Linked DNA regions of Homo sapiens: region 2 is linked to region 1. The links are chromatin loops, found by intact Hi-C in ENCODE. Cell type or tissue: mammary epithelial cell. All regions are shown on one strand. Each heading gives the region's core, and the rest is flanking DNA. Links, peaks and the distances in the headings are about the cores only.

Region 1 (12,011 bases), core at 2,218-10,217:
ACTCATTTTATTAGTAATTATTGCATCATTTTATTTATTTATTTATTTATTTATTTATTTATTTATTTATTGAGATGGAGTCTCACTCTGTCACCCAGGCTGGAGTGCAGTGGCTGATCTCGCCTCACTGCAAGCTCCGCCTCCCGGGTTCATGCCATTCTCCTGCCTCAGCCTCCCGAGTAGCTGGGACTACAGGCACCTGCCACCACGCCCGGCTAATTTTTTTTTTTTTTTTTTTTCAGTAGAGACAGGGTTTCACCATGTTAGCCAGGATGGTCTTGACCTCCTGACCTCGTGATCTGCCCGCCTCGGCCTCCCAACGTGCTGGGATTACAGGTGTGAGCCAGCGCACCCAGCCAATTACTGCATCATTTTAAAGTATCTATTTTTAACATAAATCACAGTAAAAATACAACTGGTACAATTACAAAAGAGAAGGGACATATTTATGAATCCAGGGAACAAAGTTTGACACCCTTGTGTAAACACCAGGAAAGTTTGGTCGTCCACTTCCATGTCCCCAGCTAACAATGCCAGTCAAAATCCATTTTCCATCACTTTTTCTTCGACAAGATAAAGGTCCACCCGAATCTCCCTACACACACAAAAAATGTAAGTATAAAGTAAATTGGTCCCATGATCATCAGTTTCATCTTTATTGTATCTAATGAATTGTGTTCAAGAGTCCTCTAATGACATGTTTTTGCTTGGCTAATCACTCTGTAATTTGGGAAGTGTGAAAAACTAATGTGAAACTTCTATCATTTTATAATTATTCTTCCTATAATCAAACAGCTGCATTCATTAGACGAAACATGATTCTTTAGGCTAAGAATAACACTGGAAGATTCTTACTGGAGAAAACAACTCTCACATAGCCCTAAACAAAGAATAAACCTCAGTAATACTAGTGGTGATGGTGGTGGTGGTGGTGGTAATAGTAGTAGTAGTAGTAGTGGTGGTAGTAGTAGTAGTAGTAGTGAGGGCTAAAATTTATTTAGTGCTAGCTATGTGCTAAGAATCGTTTAGAGACATTTAATCCTCACAACAACCTTATGAGGCATGGTTATCTTGGAAGGTTGACTTCTATCTCTGGGCCATGCAACTTTAGTGGTTAGCTCATAGCCCCATGGAGAAGAAGAGACCTGTTTAGTTAGCCAGGTCCAGTGAAAAAACCCTAACAACTGCTGGTCCACAGTCATCACAAACAAATCACTCTCACTTGAGAGTCCTTTCTGATATCTCAATTCCTCTAAGCAAAGGCTTAAACAATTCAAAGTATAAACATAATTTCCACAGTATTAGTCCTTTAAATTATAATATCTAGGTTTTATTTTCCTATTTTAGAGGGTAGATAATCTTGCAACTTACTCAGAGGCAACAAATTTGCCCATGTATCCAAATTATGATCTTATACCTGATTAGGAAAATTCCAACTAGTAGGGAAGCTGGGCTCTTTATTTTAATTGCCACCACATCAACTCTACTAAGTTTAACAAGTAAACACTTGTGGCTGTGTGGAACAGGGCTGTGTAACCGACTAGCTATGGGAAGCACCCAAAATAGAGTACCCTTAGCATTAGAGAGGCAAGGGTTCAAATCCCAGCTCAGACATTTACACTTACTAGCTGTATGACCTTAGGCAATTTACTTACCCTCTCTGTGCCCAGTTTCCTCTTCTATAAAATGAGGAAAAAAGAATGATTGGAATGAATTTATGTAAAGAACCTAGCACGGTGCTTGCCACAAAATAGGAGCTCAGAAGACAGAAGTCATTATTATAGGATGAGTTTTTGTGGCATCATGGCTAAGCTTGTGGAAAGATGAAAGAACAGCTCCCACTGTCCTACTCACCCTCTAAATCAGGAGTATGCAATCTTTTGGCTTCCCTGAGCCACACTGGAAGAAGAATTGTCTCAGGCCACACATAAAATGTACGAACACTAATGATAACTAATGAGCTAAAAAAAATTGCAAAAAAAAATCTCATGATGTTTTCAGAAAGTTTGTGAATTTGTGTTGGGCTGCATTCAAAGCTGTCCTGGGCTGCATGTGGCCTGTGGGCCGTGGGTTGGACAAGTTTGCTCTAAATCATCTATTTACTCTTTGGCAATCATGTAGGTAACTGCATAGATTGGAATCTCAGGCTCCGAGAAATGTCACCCCAAAGGTGACTTCCAACTTTACCACTGCCAGGGGCCTACCCAGAGAACTACAAATGAGTATTCTTTGTCACCTCTCCATTCCTCTCCTCTTTCCACCAGCATATACTTCAAAGGAATGAGTAAATAAAATCCTTCAAATTTTAGAAATTAAATGGCAGCTGCTAAGGAAATAGGAAATAAATTGGTTATAAGAAAATTATGGCAGAATGATGAATGCTGACCTCATCCTCTAAATATTGAAGGAAAATACATGGAGCACATTATAGAAAACTGCGTTCTATAGAATAAATTATTTCAACACCTCTCCAAGATCTTAGGCAATTGGATGATAAATAATATCTGAGCAGCTCAAGTGAATTCAGGGAAATACCTGCCCTGGTTATTTCCCAGTGTTATGTAGATTAAGTGAGAAAGCATTTATGGAAAGCACAACATGTTAGGCAAGGGAAAGGTACAATGACTTACTTTGCAGGCATCTCTCTTGCCTGACATTATGCCTGCACAGAGCATCCGAGAAGTGATGATCCCGTAGGTGGAAACACAGAGCGTTTGATCAATGAGCTCTACCTCCGCTTGCTGCAGAACGAGGGAGCCTTTATTATCTGCAAAACACATTGGAAGTAGAAATGATGTTAGTGGTAATGGCCGCATGTATTCAGGACTTCATTTGAAAAGTTAACACACATTATCTCCTTTTACCCTCATAGCGGCAATTCCCTTGAGGTAAATTCTACTATTATCCTCATTTTGCTGATGAAGAAATCGAGTGCTAGGAGATTAAAGGGCTTGCCCAGTGACACACCACTAGCAAGTAACACAAGATTCAGACCCAAGGTCTGACTCAATTACTTGAACAACTGTGCCATATTCCTCACCATTTCCCTCCTGTTTTCCGTAGGATGGTAAGTCAGCAACAGTTATTACTAATATCTACTATTCAAGAGAGCTCTTTAAATGGAGCAGCATAACTGATATATGGGAGTCTCTGATGAACCATAAAAACCTAACAGTTTGCAAATAGCTGTTTCACTTCCTTTTGAACCTACCTGGCTAAGATGATTCAGAAAAATAAGTGTACACACACATACCCAGGCTTATAAAGAAAACATCTCATGATAAGTTGGTTGGGCAGATGCTTTTCTCCTGTGATATATGATAATGTAATCAAAGCACTGAGCACAGTAACCTATCAAAGTTACAAGTGTTCACAGTCAGCTGCCTTCCCTCCTTGGGACCCTGAGACTTCAGTGGACCCAAGCTGGTGGTATTACTACTTCAATCACTAAATGAAAGCACTGAGAAGCTGCCTTTGAGAAGTTGCCCACACTTTAGAGTGTCAAAACGAGGCTACAGGGCAAGGTTCAGGAATTACAGATGCTGTACGTGTCCTAAACCCTTGAAAAGGATGGCAAAAGAAGGTGAGGTGATTGAAAGATCAAGGGAAAATATTAGCACTAGCGTTTGGGGATACATTCACAAAGCATTGGATTCTTCCCCTCACTATATATTCAGAATCCCACCTTGAATCCTGGACCATGAAAAACCTTGGCAGGGTAGATGTAGGGACTTCCCTACTATACAGCCTGATCTTTATGCATATTGAAAAGATGTCCTCTCCCGTCAGAGAAATAGCAAAAAGGTATCTCCTCTGGGTGGACCAAATCCAAATCCTGGAGGTATAACCTCCAGGCCTGAGTTTCTGGTCTGGAAACTAAGGGCAGTCTGAAGTTCAGCCCTTACTCTCATCCCTTGGCCAATTGCACAGGCACAGGTCATACCCACATAGTCTCCCAGACTGTTGCCTATGAGTTGACATAGTGGGATGTGCATGTGTGTCCTTCTCTCCTTTATAAATGAATCATTTCTTTGAATGAAAAGGGAGGAATTGCTCCTTCTCTAGTGAATAACATAGCATAACCTTCAGAGTTTGAAAAGGGCCCATGACTATCTAGTCAATCCTGCCTTGCTCATACACAGTCCTCTCCCTCTTTATAAGGTGAGCCCTGCTTCTTTTAAAGCAGGTGGATAGCATCATTAAAAAGAAATAACAGTACCCTCCTCCAATCCAACCTTCCAGAGTTGTCAGGAGGTTCAAAGGAGATCATATACACAAACCCTCTCTGTGAACCCTAAAGCACTACATAAACACCTTATCATCCTCTGCAGGGGAAGGGCATGACCATTCATTCATACACACACCTGCTTCGTGTCTTCGCCCCCAGCCAGTTACCCAGCACTTCTCCCCACTGCGAACTCTCTGACCAGTGGGAGGAATGCATATTGGCTGAATGAGCTGTTTCAGGGTCTCAGGCCAGGCAATACTGAGCTGTAGCAAAGCAATATCATAATCAAAAGTCTGACTGTTATAGTACTCGTGGACCACAATTCTTCTCACCGGGGAGACAAACTTGGCATTCCCCTGAACATACATCCCGAGGTGTGCAGTCCATGGTGTGGGATCTGACAGCCTGATAGAACAGTAATGAAACATAAAGTTAGCAGCTTAAAGAACCACATACAGTTTGCAAACAAGCACTCTAAAGAGTTGAGGGCTGAAAAAGAAGGGCCTGACTTCCAGGGTGTTATTATAGTCACTGGCTTTGTCCGGGGACCATGGCAGAAAGCGTAACTGTGAGCCTCCCTTGTCTCCCTCAAAAAGTCAGAAATGACGTAAGCTGTATTAGGAGTGGCAAGTAATAGAAAATTCACTCAACAGTGTCCTAAGCAAATGCCTGGACATTTTCTTTCCACTAGTATTTCATGAACCACACACAGGTCAAGAATGTTGGTAACTAGAATTAATTTGTTACATTCTTCCTATTCATGCTGACAATGGCATTTGATGGAGAATCCTACTACCAAATTCAAATGATATGAATACCAAGATAGATTAGAAATCAAAGTGCTATAAGCAGGAATTTAATGAAATTCCTTCTGGCAAACTACTGGAAGCCTTAATGATCACTACTCTTACTGCTCAACAATGCCCATTCATAGGGTCACCAACTGCCATTCCCATCAGTCCTTCCAGAATCCCAATCTTGACCTCCATGACCTTGCACAAGTCACAGAAGAACTTGTAATCTCCATGTGAAGCGTCCATCTCCATCAGCATAGCAGTGGGGTAAAGAGTGGGAGTGAAAAAAATGAGGAAGCCCCAAAATTTTGGTCACTAATTTGCTTAGCTGATGTCTCATGAGTGTCAATGGACACCCAAAGAAATATTAGGGTTAATACATTATTTGGAGCAGTTTCACAGCATTAGAGACTCATGATCAAACAGATGTGAAGCTATCTTAATAATTAACACAAATCCTATAATTTTCAGGGAAACAAATATCCAAACTGTGTAACTTCATTGAAATACTAAAAAAAAAATGCAGAATGAGAAGTGAATGATTTTTTTAACCTAAGATTCAGTAGATTCCAATAGTAAGTTTAAATTTTAAGTGAGGTTATTTTCTAAGATGTCCTCTTACCCTTGGCTGGAAGAGCATCTATCCCATCATAATCCCATTGGGGACCTCCATTCTCCAGTCACTCTCCAGTGCCCATTTTTCTCCACATTCTCCACACATTCTCTTAAGTTTGCTCCCTCTGAGTTAAAAGCCCTATCTTATTTTCCCAGCCTTAGTAAAAGCCTATTCATTCTTGATGTTTCCTTTGTGCTTTTTTTATACCAATAATACCTTAAAAAAAAATGTTTGTCACACACGTGGGATCCAAAAAATGAAAGTGCAATTGAATTGATTGAATGTCCCCAACAGGGATCTGCTTCCCACAATTTGAGGGCAGATATATTGTCTATGGCCACAGAGTGCCACTTGAAAGTAAGGACCGTGAGGCCCTACCTGTTTCCATGAAAACAGTGGGCTGCAGAAAGAAGCCACTCCCTGGAGATGACTGAGGCACCACAGTAGGCAGATCCAACAAAGTGGAGGCTGACCTGCCACGGCCAACCCCCCTCCAGGGTGTCTGTGCCTCCGATGATGCGGTGAAGGGCGGAGGAACTCCTGCTGCAGGCTTTGGTGGAGAAAGGGCATGTGATTTAAAGGTAGACTTGGAAGAAAAACTAGAAGTTAAGCCAGTTTTAGTGCTGGCTGGGAACTGACTCACTAGGTAGCAATTTGAAATCTCCTTATCTAGAGGACAGAGAACATGTGAGTCTGTCTGAAACCAATACAAACAAACCACTCCCTCCTTCCTGAAGCATGCCCTGACACAGTCTCTATACCACAACGCAGATGAGAGGAGGAGGGGGACCTGCTGTAACAGCTGAACTGACACAAACAGCTGCCTATGGATTTAGATTGTCAGGTAAAGAGGAATGTAAATGAATTGAGAATTTCTTTGAAGTTGTGCTGATGTGACAGAAAGGATTGGGGAAAAGATTTATAAGACCTGGACAAATGAAAACCTACAGGGAAAACTAGTTATCAGAGCAATTGTTTGCTAGTGTAAATAGTATTGGTAAAGATGTATAATTTACATGTTGCCACATGGCCAAGTAGTAGCCACATGACTAATAGGAGCATGTGGGAGATTAGTTATTGAGTCAGGCCTAAAGAAACAGCACTTGATATTGTTAGTAACATAAGGCATTAACAGGTCATCCACTGCGTTCCAGTTTCTATTTATTTTCTCACAAGGTTTTTATTTAAGATCTTCTCCCTTGATTAAAATTATTAAAAAGTGAAAGTTCTCATTTTAAAAATTTAATTCATTAATGCTGTTATCAAGAAGACAGAATCCATTCCAGAGTTTTTATTTCTGAGAAACAATTTCAGACTCAGTTTGTCAATAGTTACTATTCTTGTTTTGGCTATGGCAACCTCGATCAAGGGAAATACACCAAGAAGGGAATGAAAATATAACAAACAGGTAAACTGAAGAGGGAATACAGGAACCCAAAGGAATGAATTTCTACTTACTGCAGCCTTCTTCATCACTTCCATCTGGACAATCCACTGTCCCATCACATTTTGCATTTTGTTTCCTAAAGCAAATATCATTGCCACACTTAAAAGTTCTGTTGTTGCATGGAATACCTAACAATGGACAAAAGAAGAAACAGCTTTCCTTAGCCAGAAACAAACTTGAGTGAATGAGATTTGAATGAATAACTCCAAACCCCATAAAAAATGGTTTAATCACAGGATTGGTATTTGCTGCTCTGGGATAAATGGCAGAGAGAAGAGAAGCAACCTCACAGTGATCCATTTCTTCACCTAAGAAAAGCCATTTGAACGCTGGCAGGCATATTTGTTGAGAATCAATCCAACCACCTCTTCTTTCTCCCATAGCAGGTGAGACATGAAGAAGTGCGACATATCAGTGGCTTTAGGCTGCAGCCTCTTTGCTATTACCTTCTCTTATTCTCCAAGAAAACTTTTGAGCAAAAATCACAGCCATGCTCAGTTATTTTATATCAGTAGGAGGCAAAATGGACAGACTTGTGAATTACAACACATTTGTTCACAACCTTGGAGGTTTGTTTCTTCAAGGGTGAGAGTGGAACGTGTTCCATTCCAGTATTTGGCAAGTTCCTCTACATCAGGTCCTCTGTATCCTACAATCCTGAGCATCATTAAAAGCAAGTAAGCAATAAGAAACTGCCAGTATTACAAAAGAAACTACCATCAGAGTGAACAGGCAACCTACAGAATGGGAGAAAATTTTTGCAATCTACACATCTGACAAAGGGCTAATCTCCAGAATCTACAAAGAACTCAAACAAATTTACAAGAAAAAAACAGACAACCCCATCAAAAAGTGGGCAAAGGATATGAACAGACACTTCTCAAAAGAAGACATTTATGCAGCCAACAGACACATGAAAAAATGCTCATCATCACTGGTCATCAGAGAAATGCAAATCAAAACCACAATGAGATACCGTCTCACCGCAGTTAGAATGGTGATCATTAAAAAGTCTAGAAAAGGCCAGGCGCGTAATTACAGGTGGCTCCTGCCTGTAATCCCAGCACTTTGGGAGGCTGAGGCGGGTGGATTGCCTGAGGTCAGGAGTTCGAGATCAGTGTGGCCAACATGGTGAAACCCCATCTCTACTAAAAATACAAAAAAAATAGCTGGGCATGGTGGTGTGCACCAGTAATCCCAGCTACTCGGGAGGCTGAGGCAGGGGAATTGCTTGAACCCGGGAGGTGGAAGTTGCAGTGAGCCCAGACTGTGCCACTGCACTCCAGCCTGGGCAACAGAGCAAGATTCTGTCTCAAAAAAAAAAAAAAAAAAAAGTCAGGAAACAACAGATGCTGGAGAGGACATGGAGAAATAGGGACACTTTTACACTGTTGGCGGGAGTGTAAATTAGTTCAACCATTGTGCAAGATGGTATGGTGATTCCTCAGGGATCTAGAACTAGAAATACCATTTGACCCAGCAATCCCATTACTGGGTATATACCCAAAGGATTATAAATCTTGCTACTATAAAGACACATGCACACGTATGTCTATTGCAGCACTATTCACAATAGCAAAGATTTGGAACCAACCCAAATGTCCATAAATGATAGACTGGATTAAGCAAATGTGGCACATATGCCTGGCTTGGCAGGTCCCACGTCCACAGAGCCTTGTTCACTGCTAGCGCAGCAGTCTGAGATCCAACTGCCAGGCGGCAGCCTGGCTGAGGGAGGGGCGTCCGCCATTGCTGAGGCTTGAGTAGGTAAACAAAGCAGCCAGGAAGCTCAAACTGGGTGGAGCCCACTGCAGCTCAGCAAGGCCTACTGCCCCTATAGACTCCACCTCTGTGGGCAGGGCATAGCTGAACCAAAGGCAGCAGACAACTTCTGAAGACTTAAACGTTCCACTCTGACAGCTCTAAAGAGAGCAGTGCTTCTCCTGGCATGGCATTTGAGCTCTAAGAACAGACAGACTGCCTCCTCAAGTGGGTCCCTGACCCCTGTGTAGCCTAACTGGGAGACACCTCCCAGTAGGGGCCAAGAGACACCTCATATAGGCGGGTGCCCCTCTGGGACGAAGCTTCCAGAGGAAGGATCAGGCAGCAATATTTGCTGCTCTGCAATATTTGCTGTTCTGCAGCCTCCACTGGTGATACCCAGGAAAACAGCATCTGGAGTAGACCTCTAGCAAACTCCAACAGACCTGCAGCTGAGGGACCTGACTGTTAGAAGCAAAACTAACAAACAGAAAGGAACAGCATCAACATCAACAAAAGGGACATCTACACCAAAACCCCATCTGTAAGTCACCAACATCAAAGACCGAAGGTAGATAAAACCACAAAGATGGGGAGAAACCAGAGCAGAAAAGCTGAAAATTCTAAAAACCAGAGCGCCTCTTCTCCTTCAAAGGAATGCAGCTCCTCACCAGCAACGGAACAAAGCTGGAGGAGAATTACTTTGACAAGTTGACAGAAGTAGGCTTCAGAAGGTAGGTAATAACAAACTTCGCTGAGCTAAAGGAGATGTTCAAACCCATCACAAGGAAGCTAAAAACCTTGAAAAAAGATTAGACAAATGGCTAACTAGAATAAACAGTGTAGAAAAGACCTTAAATGACCTGATGGAGCTGAAAACTATGGCACGAGAACTACGTGACACATGCACAAGCTTCAGTAGCTGATTCCATCAAGTGGAAGAAAGGGTATCAGTGACTGAAGATCAAATTAATGAAATGAAGTGAGAAAAGAAGTTTAGAGAAGAAAGAGTAAAAAGAAATGAACAAGGTCTCCAAGAAATATGCGACTATGTGAAAGGACCAAATCTACATTTGATTGGTGTACCTGAAAGTGATGGGGAGAATGGAACCAAGTTGGAAAACACTCTGCAGGATATTATCCATGAGAACTTCCCCAACCTTACATGGCAGGCCAACATTCAAATTCAGGAAATACAGAGAACACCACAAAGATACTCCTTGAAAAGAGCAACCCCAAGACACATAATTGTCAGATTTGCCAAGGTTGAAATGAAGGAAAAAATGTTAAGGGCAGCCAAAGACAAAGGTCAGGTTACCCACAAAGGGAAGCCCATCAAACTAACAGCGGATCTCTCGGCAGAAACCCTACAAGCCAGAAAAGAATGGGGGCCAATATTCAACATTCTTAAAGAAAAGAATTTTCAACCCAGAATTTCATATCCAGCCAAACTAAGCTTCATAAGTGAAGGAGAAATAAAATCCTTTACAGACAAGCAAATGCTGAGAGATTTTGTCACCACTAGGCCTGCCTTACAAGAGCTCCTGAAGGAAGCACTAAACATGGAAAGGGACAACTGGTACCAGCCACTGCAAAAACATGTCAAATTGTAAAGGTCATCGATGCTATGAAGAAATTGCATCAACTAACGGGCAAAATGACCAGCTAACATCATAATGACAGGATAAAATTCACACATAACAATATTAACCTTAAATGTAAATGGGCTAAATGCCCCAGTTAAAAGACACAGACTGGCAAACTGGATAAAGAATGACAAGTTAACAGGTGCAGCACACCAACATGGCACATGTATACATATGTAACAAACCTGCACGTTGTGCACACGCACCCTAGAACTTAAAGTATAATAATAATAATAATAAAAGAGTCAAGACCCATCAGTGTGCTGTATTCAGGAGACCCATCTCATGTACAGAGACAGACATAGGCTCAAAATAAAGGGTTGGAGGAAGATCTACCAAGCAAATGAAAAGCAAAAAAAAGCAGAGGTTGCAATCCTAGTTTCTAATAAAACAGACATTAAACCAACAAAGATCAAAAGAGACAAAGAGGGCCATTACATAATGGTAAAGGGATCAATTAAACAAGAAGAGCTAACTATCCTAAATATATATGCACCCAATACAGGAGCACCCAGATTCATAAAGCAAGTCTTTAGAGACCTACAAAGAGACTTAGACTCCCACACAATAATAATGGGAGACTTTAACACCCACTGTCAATATTAGACAGATCAACAAGACAGAAGGTTAACAAAGATATCCAGGACTTGAACTCAGCTCTGCACCAAGTGGACCTAATAGACATCTACAGAACTCTCTACCCCAAATCAACAGAATATACATTCTTATCAGCACCACATCACACTTATCTAAAATTGACCACATAATTGGAAGTAAAGCACTCCTCAACAAATGTAAAAGAACAGAAATCACAACAAACTGTCTCTCATAGACCACAGTGCAATCAAATTAAATCTCAGGATTAAAAAACTCATTCAAAACTGCACAACTTCATGGAAACTGCATAACCTGCTCCTGAATGACTAGTGGGTAAATAACGAAATGAAGGCAGAAATAAAGATGTTCTTTGAAACTAATGAGAACAAAGATGCAATGTACCAGAATCTCTGGGACACATTTAAAGCGGTGTGTAGAGGGAAATTTGTTGCACTAAACACCCACAAGAGAAAGCAGGAAAGATCTAAAATCAACACCATAACATCACAATTAAAAGAACTAGGGAAGCAAGAGCAAACAAATTCAAAAGCTAGCAGAAGGCAAGAAATAACTAAGATCAGAGCAGAACTGAAAGAGATAGAGACACAAAAAACCCTTCAAAAAAAAATCAATGAATCTGAGAGCTGGTTTTTTGAAATGATCAACAAAATTGATAGACCGCTAGCAAGATTAATAAAGAAGAAAAGAGAGAAGAATCAAATAGACTCAATAAAAAATGATAAAGGGGATATCACCACCAATCCCACAGAAATACAAACTGCATCAGAGAATACTATAAACACCTCTATGCAAATAAACTAGAAAATCTAGAAGAAATGGATAAATTCCTGGACACATATACCCTCCCAAGACTAAACCAGGAAGAAGTTGAATCTCTGAATAGACCAATAACAGGCTCTGA
Region 2 (10,594 bases), core at 1,893-9,892, 70 kb after region 1:
CCTTACAACTCAGCCTTTCCTCCCATTCTTTCTCCTTTCTTCTCTTCCAGTTGACTGACCTGTCCTAAACTGAGAAGATGCTACTGAGGGGGTGGCCTGCAATTTAGAATCAGACCAAAAGTCCATGCAAGGCACCAGTGTGGAATACAAAAGCTAAAAAGCATAGGGTTAAAAGGGAAGGCAGCATCTAACCTGGCGGGGAACTGTGAAAGTTAAGGGCAAATATTAAGGCTCTCTTTAGACCTGGTGAACCGTCTGCAGTTTTTTGGCCCAGCTGCTGCAGCTCAGTCTCTGGGGAATACAGAATTACAGGGGAAAGGCAGATGGAAAGTGAGAATGGAGTATGAACTGTAATAAAATAAACAATTAAGGCCTTCAGAGGAAGTCCAGCTCAGGATCTTCATTTATTCGAAGAGGAGAGACAGAAAGCTGATCCTCTCTCCCCTCTACCCCCACCTCCCATGTTAACCACAGGGTGATTGCCTGAATCCTGAGGCCCTGTGGGACTGGTTGGTGAATACAAGGATAAAATGCTGTCAATGGATAGTCCCCCAGACTCAAGGAATAACTGGGGTGGTGGAGAATGAAGTATTTCAGAAGCAGACAGAAGGGAGAAGGCATAAGGAATATTCAGAACTAAGAAGAAACACAGAAGTTGTTGTTAGAATGACTCTTCCACAGGTGAAAGCATTTCTGTAATTGTCACCATATAATGGGACACTTTTTAAAAAATATAAATGTAGTAATGATATTCTGAAGGTTCATTCTGTGAAGAGATAGGGAGAGGACTTGCTCTTAGGCAGTGAACTATTAAAGGGAACCTAGAGAAATAAATGAGCAAAGGAAGGCTTAGGTTAGGGTATATCACTCATCTCTACTGTTTACAAAGAGCACCCTGGATACTTGTTTCTGGTGGTTGGAAAGAGCTATTCTGATATGTCCAGGATCTGGGAAAATGTGGGGCCTGACATCCAGCAGATCACCCACAGACACTACCCTGGAGCAACGGATGAAGAAGCAAAGTTTTATTAAACTATAGAACTAGACTCCTTCAAAGTAGCTAGTTCATCCCTGGTATCCCTGCATCTAGAAAATTCCCAACACTTAGTTCCCTACTTAGTTCCCTTTGTCCTTTCTGGGTTCATGTAGTAGTCTATATAACACTTCTTATATATAAGACTATATATAAGAACTTATAAGAACTAACACTTATATGTAAGTGTTATATATAACACTTCTTATATAGACTACTACATGAACCCAGAGAGGACAAAGGGAACTAAGTTGCCGGCTAAGATAAGATATCCAGGAGCCTAGAACTATCAACACAACTCCACCCTCATCCCAGGAGAGTGGAAAAGGAAGTGATTACACTTGAGAAAGAAGCCACTAGGGAAGCGGGCATTATTTGACAGGAAGAAATTGGAATTTTTTCCTTAAGAAACTTTCCAAAGCAAGATATTTGATGTAAATTATAGGGTAGACACTGTATATGTCATCTCAACCTCATGGAATTGGGATTATTCCTCCTCATGTGTGGACGAGAAAACTATTTCAAAGAGGTTAATTAACATGCCCAGAGTCACCCAATCAGTTAACAGAGCCCAGCTCTAGATCAGACCTGTCTGAATGTAAAGCCCTTGAACAATCCACCATGCCACTCTGCCATCTCCCATGGCACCCCATTGCAGGCTGGATGAGGAGCACATTCCTCAGTAGGAACCAGCGATCAGGGATGATCTGAAAGGGTCATGATGACTGTTTTGTGCCAGGCCAGAGGGGACACTGAGGGGAATAAAACTGGAGCACAGATTTCAGGCCCTGTAGAATCAAGGGCACCAACCTCAATGCCCATAAGTCTTTGAGTGTTTTTGTCTAGGTTTCTCCATGTCTTCATCCAAACAAGACTGAAACAAAGAAAAGCAGTTAGGGCCTCACTACTGATGTTCTGGCCAAGTGATATCATTTGGATGTTTTGTCCTCTCCAAATCTCATGTCGAAACGTGACCTCCAATGTGGGAGGTGGGCTTAGTAGGAGGTGTTTGGGTCGTGAGGGCAGATCCCTCATGAATGGCTTGGTGCTGACCTCATGGTAATGAGTGAGTTCTTATGTATGAGTTCACACAAGATCTGGCTGTTTAAGAGCCTGGCACCTTTACTTTCTGTCTCTTGCTCCCTCTTTCACCATGTGACATACTGGCTCCCCTTCGCCTTCCACCATGATTGTAAGCTTCTTGAGGCCCTTGCCAGAAGCAGGTGCCAGCACCACACTTCCTGTACACTCTGCAGAACCGTGAGCTAAAATAAAACCTCTTTATGAATTACCCAGTCTCAAATATTCCTTTAAAGCAACAAAAATGGACTAGTACACTAAGTTAATGATTGCCAAAATTCTAAATAACACTATGACCAGAAATCTGCCTTCTGGAACCAGTTCACATCTAGCTCACTTTCTTGTTATGTTATTCTTGTTATGTTTCCTAATTCCAGCACTCTTGGACTGACAAGATGGGAAGAGGGCCTCTTTCCAGCCTTCCCTGTCTTGTTTTGCCAGTTCAGAAGCCCACATCAAGCACCATTGGATGAGAGTGGCACACAGGAGTCAGGGCCACTTGTAGAAGCTGATTTCTGCAACTGGGGGTCAAAAATTTAAGTGCATAAAAAAGCGCTGAGGTTAAGGAAGCTCTGTGATGTGCACGAAGTATAAAACAACAAAAGGCTGGGCACAGTGGCTCACAACGGTAATTTCAACACTTTGGGAGGCTGAGGCAGGAAGACTGCTTGAGCCCAGGAGTTTCAGGCTGCAGTGACCTATGATTGCACCACTGCACTCCAGCCTGGGCAACAGAGGGAACCCCTGTCTCTAAATAACAATAAGATAAATGAAATAAATTTATAAACAAGAAAAGAAAACTAGTCGTATCACAACCAAGTGTCATATCTGCCTAATGACAAAGCCTTCAAAATTGTGCAAGTATAAAAAATGGCCATACACAGCCTGCTTTCCCAAGCTTCTTGGATTATTTATGGGAGTTTGCAGGGGGGCATCTCTTTTAAAATATGCATTTTGAGGTCATTCTCCTGAGAGAATGATTTGGTAAATTCTGGGAGTCCATATTTTTAATAAGCTTCCTGGGTGATTCATATCTTCAGGCAAGTTTGAGAGTTATAGGTGTTGCCTGGTGATTTGCAAGCTAAACTGATCTTCAGGATTACCCAAGAATCTTAAATATTCAGATTCTGGGGCAGTCTCCTGGGATGATTGTGAGGCAGCCAGATGGACAAGCAGATACTACTCTAAAGCTTTGGTTTTCAATGTTTAAAAACATCCCCATGTCTGCCATGTGGTAAGTACTAAGTAATATTTGTTAAGCAATAACTCCTTTCTTCAGAGATATCCTCCACAAAGTCAAAAGTAAAAGCGATAATTAGAAAAGCTCTGTTCCAAGTTGGAAGTCAGCCCAGAGCCCTGCAGCTTGGAATGGCTTTGCTCCCTGACAGCCACCCTGGATGCTTTGGTAGATGGCTGGGGCTCCTCAAGTGAGCTTGAAAGCCACTGCTCCAGGCCATTCTTCCAAGAACAGAAAAACATTCCTCAAAGAAGGATCAACTAAGTGTCGGGAATTTTCTGGATGGAGGGATAGCAAAAATGAGATAGAGTCTGGTTATCTAAGAGCTGGTGGAATCTGAAAAGCATACATACTGTATGATTCCTACTTTATGACATACTAGAAAAGGCAAAACTCTTGAGACAGTAAAAAGATCAGTGGTTGCCAGGGTTGAGGGTGGGAGGGATGAAAAGGCAAAGCACAGAAGCTTTTTAGGGCAGTACTTGATATGACACCGCAATGATGAATATGCGTCATTATACATTTGCCCAAATGCATAGAATGTATAACAGCAAGAGTGAACCTAATGTAAACTATGTATTTTGGATGATAATGATGTGCCAATGTAGGCTGATTACTTGCAATATGTGCTCCTTTCGTAGGGGATGTTGATAATGGGGAAGGCTGTGCATTTGTGGGGGAGAGAGGGCATATGGAAAATATCTGTACCTTCCTCTCAATTTTGCTGTGACCCTAAAACTCCTTGAAAATATTAGTCTTAAACAAAAAAGGAGCTGATGGTATGGTAGCTTTCTCTGTCTCACCTGGCAAGTGTTTTCAGCAAGAGTCTCACCTAGCAACTGACAGCTTTACTTGACAATACAGAGCTCCCTATTTCCTACATTGTCACAAAGTAATGTTATCCAAAGTGTGATCCTGCACCCCATATTACTAAGTTATAACTCCTGGGGAGTAGGACTGGAGGTTCTGCATTGTAAGGCCCCAACCCAGGAATTCTTAATGCTATAAAGATACTTTAACAAGGATTTTGTTCCATTAAATTCTTTATTACTTCCAAGGTATCTTATGTATGTCTATGAAAATAAAAAGTAAATGAAAAGGATAAAGGCAAAGAAAAAAGGTAAAAGAGAAGTCATTTGGGTGTGTCAACTTGGATTGGACAGTCTCTACTTTCTATTTCTACTTTTAATACAAAAAATCAGTCTTGCAGTCAAAGTTCTTTGTCTCAGAGCTATTATACTTCTATTATATATCAGTCTTGACTCAGCCTTGTAACTCTTAGAATACTGGATTTTTCCATCTTTCTTGGACTTACAGAGAAAGTAAGCAGTAGTGTATGAAACCATGTCTTATTTCCCTGAATAATAACTTTGGCCTAGCTTCCAATTCTCCACTGAAGGTAGACCAAAATATTGCAACAGTCAAGGGAGAAATATCAGGGGTGAGGTTGGGTTTGCTCTGTGGATTTTGTAAATGTTTGTTGCTTGCCTCCCTGACTCCCACTGCTCTGGGTGGTGGCTCTTACAGTGGGGTTCCCAGACCAGCAGAATCAATATGGTCTGTGAATTGGTAAGAAATACAAATTCTTGGCCTCACCTCAGACATATTACCTCAGAAACTCTGCTGTTGGGGCTTAGCAGTCTGTGCTTTAACAGGCCTACCTAGTGATTCCGATGCATGCTGGCATTAGAGAGCCATTGCTAAAGGAAAGACCCACCAAATACAATCGTCAGCAGCCACTTGAAATAAATGCAGTGACGGCTGCTCTGATAGAAAATGAGGCTTCCAGGCCAGGCGCGGTGGCTCACGCCTGTAATCTCAGCACTTTGGGAGGCCGAGGTGGGCGGATCACGAGGTCAGGAGATCAAGACCATCCTGGCTAACTCAGTGAAACCTCTTCTCTACTAAAAATAAAAAAAAAATTGGACCATCCTGGCTAACTCAGTGAAACCTCTTCTCTACTAAAAATAAAAAAAAAATTAGCCGGGCGTGGTGGCAGGTACCTGTAAGTCCCAGCTACTCAGGAGGCTCAGGCAGGAGAATGCCGTGAACCTGGGAGGCGGAGCTTGCAGTGAGCCGAGATCAGGCCACTGAACTCCAGCCTGGGCGACAGAGTGAGACTCCATCTCAAAAAAAAAAAAAAAGAAAAAAAAGAAAATTAGGCTTCGAGCAGCAGACACTTGTGATGTCTCAAGTCATTACAGGTACTTTACTTACAATATCCCAAAAGATCTCTCATGCTGTGTGAAATACCTCTTCACTCTTGCTGTTGAGGAATGACACATAAAGTGACGCCTTCCCAGAGAATATATTTGAACCTCCAGGCCCTTCCAATGTAAACCACACCTCCCTAACTCCCAGTCATCAAAGGGGGAACAGGCATGACATCACCATGTGTTCAGGATCCATACCAGTAGAATTACTAAGAAGAGCCATGAGACTGATCGATCTGTGAGTCTTGCCTGCTCTGACATTCTAGAATTTTATACGTTTAATGCACATCAAGTGGTTATACAAATGAACCAAAAAGATCAGTTGCTGAATGACTAATAGTGTGGGGGGGAAAGCCAACATTTATTAGGTGTCTGGTAGCCAGGCACTGTGCTAGCTTCTTTACATAGTTAATCCTTACAAAAATTCTACAAAAGAGAGGCATTAGAACTGTTTACCGAGAAGGGAACTGAGGCTCTGAGAAACTAGGCAATTTAAACAAGGTCACACAGTTAGTATGTAGCAAAAGAGATTTGAACCCATCCACCTGACTCCAAAACTCATGCTCTTTCCAGTGTAGTGGGGTCTTCTGTGTCTGGAATTAGTAAAGCAGTAAATTATGGGGAAAGACATCAAGAGGGTAATGATCACAAAGTGGAAAAAAATGTCAATAAAGTGATGCCTAAAGCCTGGTCATTTGTATTAGAGAATATCTGATGAGGTACAAGCTCCACAGCTGTCAGAGAGGGCAAAGGTCATTCAGGCAACCTCCCCCGCCCCCGCAACACCAGCTCCTGTATGTGGCCACTAAGTCCATTTGTTCTAAGACAGAGTGAGTGTCTTTCCAGACTTACTTTTCCCTCCCTTATTTTCTGTTAATCTTAGAAAAGACAAGCCAATGACAATAATAATTTCTACATTACCAACTTTTATTATCTTCTACTATCATCATGAACCATGCTAAACACTTCTAATGAACTATCTTGTTTACTTTCCATATCAACCCTGTGAAATACATATGATTATCCCCACTTTACAACTGAGAAAATCGAGGCTTAGAGAAGTTAATTGATAAGTGGTAGAGCACAGGTTTGGCCAGGCAGTCTAATTTCTGACTCAGGAGCCTGTACTCTCCTGTAATACTTTCCAGGATAAGCTTGTATTGCAGTCTTTCTGTCCTGATACTACACCAGCACACTCACTTGCTCTAATATGTTCTCTCTCTCTCTTACACACACCCCCCGCCCCCCACCTTTCTTGCTCTGCCTTTTCTTCCTTTCCCACTTTCTGTCCACAGAAAAGATGCTGAAGTCTTACCTGCAGAGTACTTTCTTCTGAATCATAGACAGCTGAGATGGCCCCACCCCTGCCCTTTCCAGGGCACCCATGGCAAATCCAAAAGTAATCTGCCAGGCCATTCACCTTCTGTTTTCCAAGAGAAGACTTCCCAGGCCCCTTCCATTCCTCTAAGCCACCCTACTTCTTCTCCATCACTGAAAGCAAGTGGTCACCCCAGCTCCCTGCTAGGGGGACTTCAGTAGCTTTATCTATAATGTCCCTGTGATTGTGTTGTTTTTCTGGACCATTTAGCTTTGGGTTTCATTTTAAAGCCTTCAATCTTGTATTCCAATTACCCTGCAGTCTATCTGAAGTATTTCACCTGGGGGGATTAAGGATAGTGGTACATCTGGGGCCTCAGCCTATAGAAGTGATTGAAGCCTAAACAAGAATGCATTTGGCAAGCCTGGGCTCCTCCAGACTTACGGGTTTGCAACATCCAGGCAGCCTGAAGAGTCAGAGGGCAGCTGTGGGCAAGCAGAGCCCTACTTGGGAGAAGACACTGAGTAGGGGAGATGGGAGAGTGAGAGGTTGGGCATGAAATACTTGCAGAGGAGGAAAAGAAGCTCCTAGGCAAGGAGGGCTGGAGCCACAGTGGCCACAGACACCACAACCAAGGTGCAGGGAATCCAGAATTAATGTAAGTTGATATGTGAGGACAGCATTAAAACCACAGTCAAGGTAGAGAATAGTAGGGAGAATGTGGGACTAAGCTAAGCAAACAGCTAGTCTAATAGCTGTGTGCACAAACATGTACCCCCTCACATGCACATAGACACATAACACGTGCCAACCCTGCCCCGCAGCATTCCTTTGATTTCAGCTTTCTTATGCCAAAACACATGAGCAACAACCAGTTCTTGCAGAAAGGACCCCAGCCTCACTTGCTCAGTCTGCTCTGCAGTACTGTCAGCCTTCCCCTCCCTCTTCCTGCTTCTCTGCTCAAAGCGACCCACTTTTGTACCTCCTGCCCTGTTGTATGGTGACCAGCATTGGCCTAAGCTTCAGACAGTGATCCTGGGGAATATCAGATATCCCCTCCAACTTATAATGAATCTCCCTGGACTTTGGCCATTCCATAGAGTCAGCCACCAGACCCTGGGGCCTCTTGGGGCCATTTGGAAACTCTGAAGCACCTGCTTTCCTATTGACAGCTCTCCTGTTCAACCCTACCTACTGCATGACCTACCTACAGTTCTTCCTGCTACCTGTCAGCCCAGGTGCCCTTGGAGTGGACCTCCTTCCTTATTTCCTTTAAAGCCCCATTTTTCTACCCTAGGGCTGGGAGTCTTAGTGTCTGTCTTGTTGCCCTGGAGCTGACTGGTCCACGGCCCTGGCTCAGGCGACCACACTCATCCCTCCAGGCCTCCCTCTTTCTTTAGAGGAGTCTAACACACGGGTCTGGGGCAGGTGGTGTATACCTCCTCCGACTCTGTACATCAGGGACTATTTCTCCCTACACTCCTCCACACTTGCTGTGAGCACCTCTGACGAGTAAAGTTTACCTTTGTGTTCTTTGTAAAAAGGGGAGAGACAAGTAAAGCATCCTCAGTAGCATGAAGACAGGAAAGCTCTCAGAATCCTCACCTCCCACAGACCTCCTGGCTTCTTCCTCCTCCCACACACTTCCTGCACTTTGTGGGGTGGGGGGGGGACTCACCCGGGTCCCTTCCATTCACACTGACTCTCCTATCCTTCTGTCCTACACAGTCCTGAGTCATCTTCCTCCTCCTCACCTCCTCCCCCACCTCCTCTTCATCCTCATCACCTAGTCACCATTATGATTCAACAGCACACTCACGGTGTAGGTGAAGGAAACTAAGCCTCCTGGCTCAAGAATGGGTTGGCAGACTAGTTAAGGCTCTATTCTTTGCTGTCAGAGAGCCCAGGTTTGAATTCTGGCTCTGCTATCTCATGGACACAAGAAATCATGGGCAAGCTTCAGTATCATCATCTTTGAAATGGGGAAATTAAAAAACATTTACCTCATAGGATTGTTAGCAGAACTGACTGACATTATGCAATAAAGCACTTGTACAATGCCTTGTGCATAGGAAAACATCAATAAGCAGTAGCTATGTAGCTATCTGTATTAGCTAGAAAAAATCATCATAGTTTTGATCGAGGAAGCAAGGATCAAATCTCAACTGTGAAATTACATGAGAATTTGGAGGCTCAACAGCAAGATCCATAGCCTGGCCTGGCCTGCAGTTTTGAATATCTGAGTTTCTAAATAATGGCAAACCACAAGGTAAACTTATTAGCATCGTAGGATTTTAACCACTCACCTATGAGGGAAACATGCAATGCCAGCTCTTTGCATGACGCCGAGGATTAAGGAGGCAATTGTTTCTTTATAAATCATAGTGTGGTGAGTAGTAGAATGGTCCTCTGCTAGAAATCTATTTCAACCATCATCTGAATACCCTTTAAAATACCATGTCTCTCCATCAGGGGAAAGCTACCCCATTCTCACTCTCAGCAGAGCCATTTGGGTCACTGCCCTGGGGATCCTGTTGGTTGGGCCACTAATGACAGCCAGTGACAAAGAGCATGTGAGAGCAGAGTCAATCTGACAGTCCTGCTCTGACTAGTTGGTATCTCTTGGTGCCTCAGGCAGGCCTAGTGGAGAAGGAACACAGTCATATGGTTGGGTATACACATTTTCGCTAAAGGGGACATTAACGACACCATGACCATAGGTCCCAAATTCTCTGGCAGTGTCTCCATTCACATCATTTCCCCCAGTAATGGCAGATCATTAAATACATCCAGGAGTGTGATTTGATTTTTATGCTTTTGTAAGATTTCCTCAGCAAGTCAATTCACAAATGTGAAGGAAACAAGCACTTGTCACACTGAGCAGAATGCATATCTGGAAGGCATAGTCACCAAGCTCCCAGATAAAGGTTTAACAAAAGGTTGGAGTGCTATCTATTTCTCAGATTGACAAAATAGCCCCAGATGGCTTTGTCTATAAGCTGCAGTTGAGCAAGAAGCACACTGGCCCCCTGCCTCCCTTCTCCTCTGGTAGCTGTGATTTGTTATGGGAGTGGTAAGAGGAATAAAAGGCAGTATGTCACCGTTAGCTTCCTCTAGCTTGAGGCTTCTGTTTACATTAGTTGCTGAGATCCCCTCTGTGTCCTCAGGGTGTGTGTTCCATTAGAAGAGGGTACCTCCTTTTAATAGAACATAACAATGGGGAAGGCAAACACTGCCCCCAGGATAACAGCTGAGAGCATCTTACACACATCAATCGGCACAGGGAAGAACACTGTGAGCAGTTTTTACAAGGAGATGGGGCAAAGGAGAGAAGAAAAGAACAATCCCAAAGGCCAGGGGGCTGTTTACCTTCCCATAGATCCACCGTCTGAAAGATGTCGGTGGTTCTGACACCATAGGTCTCCGCAGCTTTTAGGAACTGGGAGATTTGCTCCATCTGCTTAAAAGCCATCTTTGACTCTGAGATCTTGGGTATGGGCTCTTGTCCTGGTGGGTATAAACTATTTATCAGCTTGCACAGGACCTGAAGAGGGAGGGGAGAGACAGAATCAATGTTTCCCTTTGTATTTACAGGTCAAGAATGAGAAGTGAATCCTGCTCACGTGGGACACTGCTCATCCAGTTTGGGCAGGAGCAAGTCATGGGCCCTAGGAAGGCACGGGCTCTGGGCTGTGTAGCCAGGCTCCTATACT

The links. Hi-C counts contacts between places; a loop is a spot of excess contacts. Peaks named below come from ENCODE experiments on the same cell type or tissue, not always from the same donor. Only the 100,000 strongest peaks of a DNase experiment are listed, where the experiment ranks them.
Region 2: it touches region 1 in a loop (4-fold over the local background); 2 of 110 quality-filtered maps call a loop at or near these places.

What each region holds. Positions count from the first base shown.
Region 1 is chr3:112,069,498-112,081,508 of GRCh38, reverse strand. TMPRSS7 (transmembrane serine protease 7) reads right to left here. Exons shown (of 18, transcript NM_001395507.1): 14 at 7,097-7,213; 15 at 6,017-6,188; 16 at 4,365-4,633; 17 at 2,631-2,767; 18 at 240-595. The coding sequence ends at 425. Among named protein-coding and RNA genes, the nearest start is that of C3orf52, 11 kb to the left of the region's middle. In mammary epithelial cell, for the core only: no CTCF peak of the experiment used is centred there; DNase peaks (open chromatin) are centred at 6,268, 6,648 and 7,288; H3K27ac peaks cover 2,827 bases.
Region 2 is chr3:112,000,603-112,011,196 of GRCh38, reverse strand. TAGLN3 (transgelin 3) reads right to left here. Exons shown (of 5, transcript NM_001008272.2): 3 at 10,251-10,425. Among named protein-coding and RNA genes, the nearest start is that of TAGLN3, 7.0 kb to the right of the region's middle. RefSeq lists enhancers at 8,053-9,252, 9,733-10,360. In mammary epithelial cell, for the core only: no CTCF peak of the experiment used is centred there; DNase peaks (open chromatin) are centred at 5,726, 6,826 and 8,666; H3K27ac peaks cover 2,310 bases.